Regions from separate parts of the Homo sapiens genome. Here all the other regions are linked to region 3. The links are chromatin contacts, found by Hi-C or POLR2A ChIA-PET in ENCODE. All regions are on one chromosome and are shown on one strand. The core of a region is the stretch at or near the end of the contact, and the rest is flanking DNA. Distances in the headings are between cores, read along the strand shown. Region 1 holds the start of AKAP1 (A-kinase anchoring protein 1). Region 2 holds the start of COIL (coilin). Region 3 holds the start of PRR11 (proline rich 11).

Region 1 (2,700 bases), core at 1-2,500, 2.1 Mb before region 3:
GCGGGCGGATCACGACGTCAGGAGATCGAAACCATCCTAGCTAACACGGTGAAACCCCATCTCTACTAAAAATACAAAAAATTAGCCGGGCGTGGTGGCAGGCGCCTGTAGTCCCAGCTACTCGGGAGGCTGAGGCAGGAGAATGGCGTGAACCTGGGAGGCGGAGCTTGCAGTGAGCCGAGATCGTGCCACTGCACTCCAGCCTGGGCGACAGAGCAAGACTCCGTCTCACAAAAAAAAAAAAATAAAAAATAGGGCTCTTTTTCTTTCTTTCCTATGTCAGTTTCCTATTTGTTTCCTTCCTGACATCTACCACACCATGCAATTGGGATTCATATATATATGAATTTGACTTAAATCTCATTAGGTATAGTAAATGGCATCTGTCATTTAAACTTGCATTTGATCACTAGTGAAGATTAAGCATTTTCCCAAGTAATTGTTAGTTCTTAGCATGATCTATTTTCTATATTTTGGCCAAACAAATGTTCATTTAAAGTCACTTTGTTTTAAGGATGACAGCAGGGCTGGACAGCCAAAACCCTACCCTCTCCATTTATTTTGGAGGAATTTATTTTCCCAAGGTCCTGGCAGAGATAGTGACTCACCGTGACTATCTCTGCAAAAATCATTCCAAAACCCACACCAATTCAGAGAAAAGTGCTTCATTTCGATAACATCGACTTGTGAAAACGAGCAAGAAAGTTGCATTTGAGTGGTACCAGGTTTCACCATTATGCAGTTATCGAGCAATTATTAATGGCCAACCCAATTATACGCTACAAGGAAATGACGGTCACAGGGAAGCTCAAAGCCCCGAAGCGAGGGAAGCCCTGCTCCTCACCGGCCCCTCCGCCTTTTCCAGGGCGCTCTCCGTCCCGAGGCAGGAGATGGCCTGGTTGACCCTTCGAGACAAGGCGGCAAAACCGGTGCTGGGCTTGCGGGGCAGGGAATCAAGGTTCCTCCGGTTGCTGTACCGTCCCGCCCGGCCCCTCTCCCGGGCACCGGAGAGATGACGGCTCTCTCGCGAGAGCGCGAGCAAGACCCGGCTCCGGGCGGCGGCGGGATGTTAGCCCAGCGCTGTAGACCGCGCCCCCTCTGGCGCAGCTGGGAGAGGCGCGGCGGAGGCACTGCCGGGAGCGGCCGGCGGCGCGCACGCGCAGGTGAGCGGGGCGGGCTCGGGAGCGCGCGGGCACAAGGGCGAGGGGCGGGGCCTGCGTCGCGCTGCGGGCACGTCGCCGCGCGTCTTCAGTATTTAATGTCTCTGTGTTCCACCCGCCTGGGCTAGCACGTGGGGGAGCTGCGGAAGCGCGGCGCTGCGGGCCGGGCCGCGGGGCACAGCCGGGGGCCGGCGGCGGCGCGCGGACTCCGCATCCCGCACCCCGATGGTAGCCGAGGAGCTGGTAGGTCGGGGGCAGCTGCGCCGGGGACCCCCTGCCGGAGACCCGAAGGCGGCGGGGTCGGGGCGATGGGGAGCCTGAGGTGCAGGTGCAGGGTGCGACGCGCCCTCCAGGTACCCCGGGGGCGGGACGCTCCGGACGCAGAGGTGTCCTGGGGGCTCTCGGCCGCCGCGCGCTGTCAGGCAGGCCCATCTTTCCCTCCCTCGTCTGCGCCCCCTCTCGTCCTTCCCCGCCGGTTGTCTGCCCGCGGGCTCCTGACAGATCGCGTGTGCGCGGCTCTGGGCGGCGCTCTGCGGCCGCGCCGTCCTCCCCACGCGCGTCACTGTCCTCGGGGGCGGGGGGCGAGGGCGCGACGCCCGGGTCGCCTCTCTGCACCTCAACTTAACCGGAGCGTGCACACCCGCCTGCGAGGCTGACCCGAGCGCGTCCCACCCAAGGTCGCCCAGCCCCGCGGGCGTTTACTTTTCAAAGGTCGTGTGTACACAGTCTGAGCCGGAGCTGCCCCTTCACTTCTGGAGCCTCGCCCAACTTCTCACCCTCGGCTCGCCCGCCGGCGCAGCCCCTGGGAGTTCCGTGCGGCGAGCCAGGGGAACTGGGAAGATGGGCCGGGACATCGGCCGGTTGTGATCCAACCGTGTTTCGGGCTGAGGGACCGTTCGAACCGAATTGGGGTCTGGAGGTCGGAGGCTCAGGGGCGTCTCGGGGGGAATTTGCATTCGTAGCCCCTGCAGGCGTGTCCGGAGGGGTGGAGGCCGTCCAGCCTGGGGTGTCTGCCGACCTCACGCCCGGGGGCCCCGACGGTCACGTGTCCGGCCCCGCCTGCGGCCCAGGGCCCGGGGTCTGCGATCTGGAGGGACCGCGCCAGTTTTGGGGTTACGATGTGCTAGGAGAGGCAGTGGCTGGATGCCTCGAACGCGGGCTTTCTGGCGTTCAACTCTTTTGTGCCCTAGCTGAAGGTCTTCCTGTTTCCCTTCCAGGGAGGGATAGGAGAAGAAAGGTGCTGATCGTGGTAGGCGGTGCTGTGGCGACTCGGAACGGCATGGGAGCCCTGGGCGTTTCGGGATCTTCCTCTCCTGGGGGATGTCCTGGGTGGCGGCGCCTTCCTGCCGCCGTTAACACAAACCCGGTGGACTTCGCTCCAGGTGCGAGTCGAGGCCTCTCAAGCTGGGTAGGGTGTATGCGCAGGGCAATTAGTGAGGTTAACCTGGGTATCTTTCCCCTACTGTAGTGCGCGTTACTTCGTGTTTAGATTTGTCTCCAGTGAAATCTAGGCTGCTGGACCTGGTGCAACAGTATCTGT
Region 2 (2,700 bases), core at 129-2,628, 2.2 Mb before region 3:
GGTTATGAAGAAAACACAACGATTCCCCTTTGTCAGCTTCCTGCACCTGACCCTGAAGGCCGCCATGGGTAAGGCCGGGTCTCCGGCACATCTGCACCATGGGCACGCAACAGAGTCGCACAGTGCCTAGCTAAGCGCGGATGTGCTAAATCAAGGCTGAAAGAAAGCCTGGCCCTGCCCTTAGGCATCAGGGATTTTCCAAGTTTGATTCTCCTGTCATCAGAAGCATCCCGGGAAGGATGCTCGTTACACTGCAGATTCCAGCCAGGCGCGGAGGCTCACGCCTGTAATCCCAGCACTTTGGGAAGCCGGGAGGATCACTTAACGTCAGGAGTTCAAGACCAGCCTGGCCAACACGGTGAAACCCCGTCTCTACTAAAAATACAAACAAACAAACAAAAAATTAGCCGGGCATGGTGGCGCCCGCCTGTAAGCCCAGCTACTCGGGAGGCTGAGGTGGGAGGATCGATTGAACCCGGGAGGTGGAGGCTGCAGTGAGCTGAGATCGCGCCACTGCACTCCAGCCTGGGTGACAGAATGAGACTCAGTCTCAAAAATAAAAATAATAGGGGCAGGATGCGGTGGTGCACGCCTGCAATCCCAGCACTTTGAGAGGCCGATGCAAGCGGATCAACTGAGGTCAGGAGTTCGAGACCACCTTGACCAATATGGTGAAACCCCATCTCTACTAAAAATACAAAAATTAGCCGGGCGTGGTGGCGGACGCCTGTAGTCCCAGCTACTCGGGAGGCTGAGGCAGGAAAATTGCTTGAACCCGGGAGGTGGAGGTTGCAGTGAACCGAGATCGCGCCACTGTACTCCAGCCTGGGTGACAAAGCAGGACTCCGTCTCAAAAAAAAAAAAATAATAATAAAAAATAATAATAAAATGCAGATTCCTGAGCCCCAAAGTTGACTACACCAATCAGGATCTCCGGGGTTCGCGAACGTGCATTTTTACAGCCCCACCCCCCTCCAACCCTCGTCCCCTTCCCCATCCCCCATCCCCTCCACTACCAGGTCTAGCGGCTTCAGGCCCGGGCGTGCGCAGGCGCGTCCCCCGCCCGCCGCCCACCCGGCCGTCCCGCTCCCTGCGCCGCGCACCTGAGGCAGTCGTTGTCTCTCACAAGGCGCGCGCTCTCGGCGGGGGGCAAGAGCCCCCCCTCCAGGTAGAGGCCTAGGAAGGCCCCAGAACTGAAGCCGAAGCGCTGGCGGATGAGACTAATGAGATCTGTGACGACTCGGCATCTGTTCAAGTCGACCAGAAGCCAGAAGGCCGTACAGTGCGGGGTAGCTGGCGGCGGGTAATCAAATTGAAGCCGTAGCCTAACCGTCTCGGAAGCTGCCATCTTGCTTGGTGCTCAACGGAAGCCGAGAGATACCACGGGGCCACCGAGAGGCGTGCTCGGGCGGCTCGCCCCCGCCGGAGCCTTTGGCGTGTGCCACCTAGTGGTGAAACCTGGCTACTACAGGCTGCGTCTAGGCGAGAACTCGGAGCGTGGTTGATTTCATTCAATTTTGTTCACGGCAGGGCTGAGGAAGGGAATAAGTGAAATGCCTTTATTACATTTCTACTGGGCGCTATGTAGGGTCTCCTAATTAAGGCAACTCTCTGGATAAATAACATTTCTCCTCAGCAGTAGTCTTCTAAGATATTTGCTCATCGACGTGAAAGATTTTTATAAAACAATCCTAACACATTTCGCTGACAAAATTTTTCATCATGATGAGTTGAAAAAGATGTAAGTCCTAGTGTGTTCTCAATGTTGAAATTTTGAAATAACACTGTTAATCATTCTTCCAAATGTATCCAGTGGAATATAAATACCTTAGCCTTTTAATACCCACCACCAAACAAAAATGTCCTTGCATTTCTCACCAGATAAATAAATCAGTATTTACATTATTTCTTCTATTTTTTGAACTAGAATTTACATTTCTCCACATAATATATATTAACTCCTTTAATTTTCATAACAAAAGTTAGGAATTATGAACTGTTATCCTTATTTAGAGGATTTAAAAAAAACAAGGTTCAGAGAGTTTAAGAAGTAACTAGAGGCCAGGAGCAGTGGCTGACGCCTGTAATCCCAGCACTTTGAGAGGCCAAGGTGGGCGGATCACTTGAGACCAGGAGTCTGAGACCACCCTGGCCAAAATGGTGAAACCCCAACTCTACTAAAAATATAAAGATTAGCCGGGTGTGGTGGCATGTGCCTATAATTCCAGCTACTCGGGAGACTGAAGCAGTAGAATCGCTTGAACCCAAGAGGTGGAGGTTGCAGTGAGTCAGGATCGTGCCACTGCACTCCAGCCTGGGCAATAGAGCAAGATTCTGTCTTAAAAAAAAAAAAAGGAGTAACTTCCCCAAGTTCACTAGACTAGTTAAGTTGTAGATACCAGGGAGTCAGTAGATGAATTGAAAACAAAATTTTTTAACTGAAAGTAAGGGTTTTTGGATTTTCTTTTTTTAGAGTCTTGCTCTGTCACCTAGGCTGGAGTGCCGTGGTGCACTCTGCCTCCCGGGTTCAAGTGACTTCCCACCTCAGCCTTCCTAGTAGCTGGAACCACAGGTGTGAGCCACCAAGCCCAGCTAATTTTTGTATTTTTTGTAGAGATAGGGTTTTTCCATGGTGGCCAGGCTGGTCTCGAATTCCTGAATTCCAGCAATCTGCCTGCCTTGGCCTCCCAAAGTGGTGGG
Region 3 (2,700 bases), core at 80-2,579:
CTTCGCCCCCGTTTTCTACTTTCACAGATGAATGAAAGTGCACAACTCCAGAGCAGGATGCCTTTCCTGTCTCAATCCCGCCCGCGCTCCGGGAGCGGAGCTCGTGGTTACGATCCCCTTCGCTCACACCTCTTCCCTCACCCACGGTTTGCCACCTCCGGATCAAACAGAAACGGGTTCCTTGGCCGTTAGGAAGTTGTGCATACAAGTCTAGCATCCTTTCTCAGACTTTCTCGGCCCGCCTTTTAGAACGTGAGCGGGTTGGCCCTACAGGGATTTCTCCTCGCCCCCGTCAGTTTATTCCCCACCCCACCCTCCGTTCCCCTTTCTTGGAGTGTGAACCACCTCTCCCTTCTTGGGACGCTTAGGGACCGTTCCATTCACATCTTTTTTGGTACAAACACAGAATGCGGTCTGCACCCGGCGCAGTTTCGTAAGGGGTGTAAAGGTGAGGGCAAGGAACAAGGAATTCCAAAGGCCCCGCACCCTCAGCATCTCCCGCCATTTCCCTGACGAGTTTCCCGGATGTAACCCCTTACCCGAGGCGGTTTAGACACCAGACGGTGGCGGCTCCCTTTGGTGCAGGAGGAGGGAACTCGACTCTGGTCCAGCCTCCGCCGCCCGGAGTTTCCGGCGACTCCAAATTGTGCCCCACCTCCGAGGCCATGGGGGAAAAATAAACTACCCAGTAGATCTCCTTCACTTTGCACTCACCATCAGTTCCAGCTTATCGACCTCCGCCTCCATGTTGAATAGTTGACATTCCGCAGACCGCGGCGGCGCTTAAGCCGCAAGCCGTACTAGCACGGAGGGCCTCCATTGGACAGCTGTCACTCAACATCTCGCACTCATTGGCTCCTCCGTTCCACCGGCTCCCGCCCATTGGAGACTGGGTAACGCCCCTCTGCATGAGACACATTTTCCTGTTGGGCAAAGGCACAAAACGCCGCAGGAGGATTGGCTGCTGTGCAAATTTTTTTTTCCATTGGCTGCCCCCTCCTCTCTACTTTCAATTTTGTAGTTAGGGCTCTGCAGAGAAGAGCTTGAGATTGGTGCAATTGGAAGAAGAGCCAACCAATCACACCAGAGCTTCCACCGACAGCAGAGGGGACGTAACACACCTTCTTTCCCCTCCGGCTTTCCTTCCCCTTCTCTCCCGCCTTCTCCTTATTCATACCAGAAGCGCCTCAGCTCTGATTGGCTGGAGCTCTGTGCTATCTCAGCCAATCACAAGCCGGGCTGTGCTCCTACACCATCCGAAGAGCGAATCGTGCAGAGACCGTGTCTACGATTGGCCTCTCCCTGACAAGGATTTAATTTTGAATTTTTCTTTATGGCGTGGGAGAGGCCACAGCCCGGACTCCATCGACTCCCCCGGCTCTTAGACTAGTAAGTGCAGGAACGATTATTTCTTTGTTATCTGAGCTCGCGTCTTGAGTAGCTGGGCCTGTTGCTGCTTGTGTTTTTATGGTTTAGGGAGGTGGGGACTTTGGCTGGACACGAAGGGGAAATGGAAAGGAGGAAGGGGAGGTTTGGGGCTGGGGAAGAAGTGCTCGGCCTGGCTTCATCTTAACCATACTTCTATTTAATTAACACTTCGCAAGATACGTTTTGGAGCAAAGCATCTGCCTTCCTTTTGAACATTTCTTTACATATTTGCTGCTCAATGCAAGTCCACAGATCAGCGGCATCCGCATCTCTTGTTTGCTTGTTACAAATGCAAATTATCGGACTCCACCCAAATTTACTAAATCAGAATATACATTTTAACAAGATTTCCCTGAGTGATTTCTATGCACATTAAAGTTTAAGTTGGTACATTTCTTGACTGGGAATATTACTATGTTACTCGATATTGTCTGGCATGCTGTTAGAGTGTCAATTTTAAATGCGTGTCCTGTTTACTGAGTGCCTAATACTGTGCGGGATGAGACTTTAGGGAGCTGCAGTCTCTTTGGAAAAACAAGACAGAACAAAAACAGCAATGCTTAAAAAAAAAAAAGCATAAAACATAAAATTTAAAAAAAGCAAGTACCCAGAAATAGTGCTATGGGTGTTCAAGAAGAATCAATTGGACTGCTAATGGAAATTAAGTAATTGAAGGCTATTTGTGGAGGAGCGCAAGAGACTTCCATAAAAATGTGTTTTAGGAAGATGGCAATGAAATGCAACAGTCATTTCCGTTGCTGCTACAGCTTTGAAAGTACCCCAGAACAAAGAACTTTTCTTCTCTTTCTTTCTTTTTTTTTTTTTTCTTTTTTTGTGACGGAGTCTCGCTCTGTCGCCTAGGCTGGAGTACAGTGGCACAATCTCGGCCCACTACAACCTCAGCCTCCTGAGTAGCTGGGAGTACAGGCGCACGCCAGCACGCCCGGCTAATTTTTGTATTTTTAGTAGAGACGGGGTTTCACCCTCTTGGCCAGGATGGTCTCGATTTCCTGACCTCGTGATCCACCAGCCTCAGCCTCCCAAAGTGCTGGGATTACAGGCGTGAGCCACCACGCTCGGCCGCAAAGAACTTTTCATATCATTGGGTGGAGTTTTCACAGAAGCAGCAGCGCCAACTCCTGCAAAAGACTGTAATTCTTACTGTATTATTTATTGCATCTTCCTATTGGAAAATAGCTTTAGACCCATCTTTTAGCCATATGAAGATGTGGTATGATATGAAGAAGTAAAAACCTCCCTAACCAAGAGAAT

The links. Hi-C counts contacts between places; a loop is a spot of excess contacts on that map. ChIA-PET counts read pairs that join two places held with the same protein, here RNA polymerase II (POLR2A). Pooled maps may share reads with other maps.
Region 1: a loop to region 3 is called in a map of naive thymus-derived CD4-positive, alpha-beta T cell, with 30 times the contacts of the local background. The contact joins the promoter of AKAP1 here to the promoter of PRR11 in region 3. A Hi-C loop is called at or near these places in 1 of 168 maps with a recorded cell type or tissue (naive thymus-derived CD4-positive, alpha-beta T cell), 1 of 37 single-sample maps with no recorded cell type and 7 of 50 pooled maps.
Region 2: a loop to region 3 is called in a pooled map, with 10 times the contacts of the local background. The contact joins the promoter of COIL here to the promoter of PRR11 in region 3. A Hi-C loop is called at or near these places in 6 of 50 pooled maps. POLR2A ChIA-PET finds 5 or more read pairs at or near these places in 2 of 52 experiments (OCI-LY7 and naive thymus-derived CD4-positive, alpha-beta T cell).

What each region holds. Positions count from the first base shown.
Region 1 is chr17:57,083,996-57,086,695 of GRCh38, forward strand. AKAP1 (A-kinase anchoring protein 1) reads left to right here and starts at 1,251. Exons shown (of 11, transcript NM_003488.4): 1 at 1,251-1,403. It overlaps AKAP1-DT (AKAP1 divergent transcript), which reads right to left and starts at 1,043. Exons shown (of 3, transcript NR_186437.1): 1 at 845-1,043. RefSeq lists enhancers at 708-787, 1,827-2,329 and silencers at 1,008-1,587, 1,628-1,927, 2,208-2,297.
Region 2 is chr17:56,959,672-56,962,371 of GRCh38, forward strand. COIL (coilin) reads right to left here and starts at 1,379. Exons shown (of 7, transcript NM_004645.3): 1 at 1,104-1,379. The coding sequence starts at 1,348. It overlaps LOC105371836 (a long non-coding RNA gene), which reads left to right and starts at 1,477. Exons shown (of 4, transcript XR_934875.4): 1 at 1,477-1,741. RefSeq lists a silencer at 981-1,090 and enhancers at 1,217-1,511, 1,261-1,400, 1,411-1,460.
Region 3 is chr17:59,154,417-59,157,116 of GRCh38, forward strand. It overlaps PRR11 (proline rich 11), which reads left to right and starts at 1,330. Exons shown (of 10, transcript NM_018304.4): 1 at 1,330-1,389. SKA2 (spindle and kinetochore associated complex subunit 2) reads right to left here and starts at 770. Exons shown (of 4, transcript NM_182620.4): 1 at 715-770. The coding sequence starts at 747. RefSeq lists enhancers at 558-797, 1,458-1,507.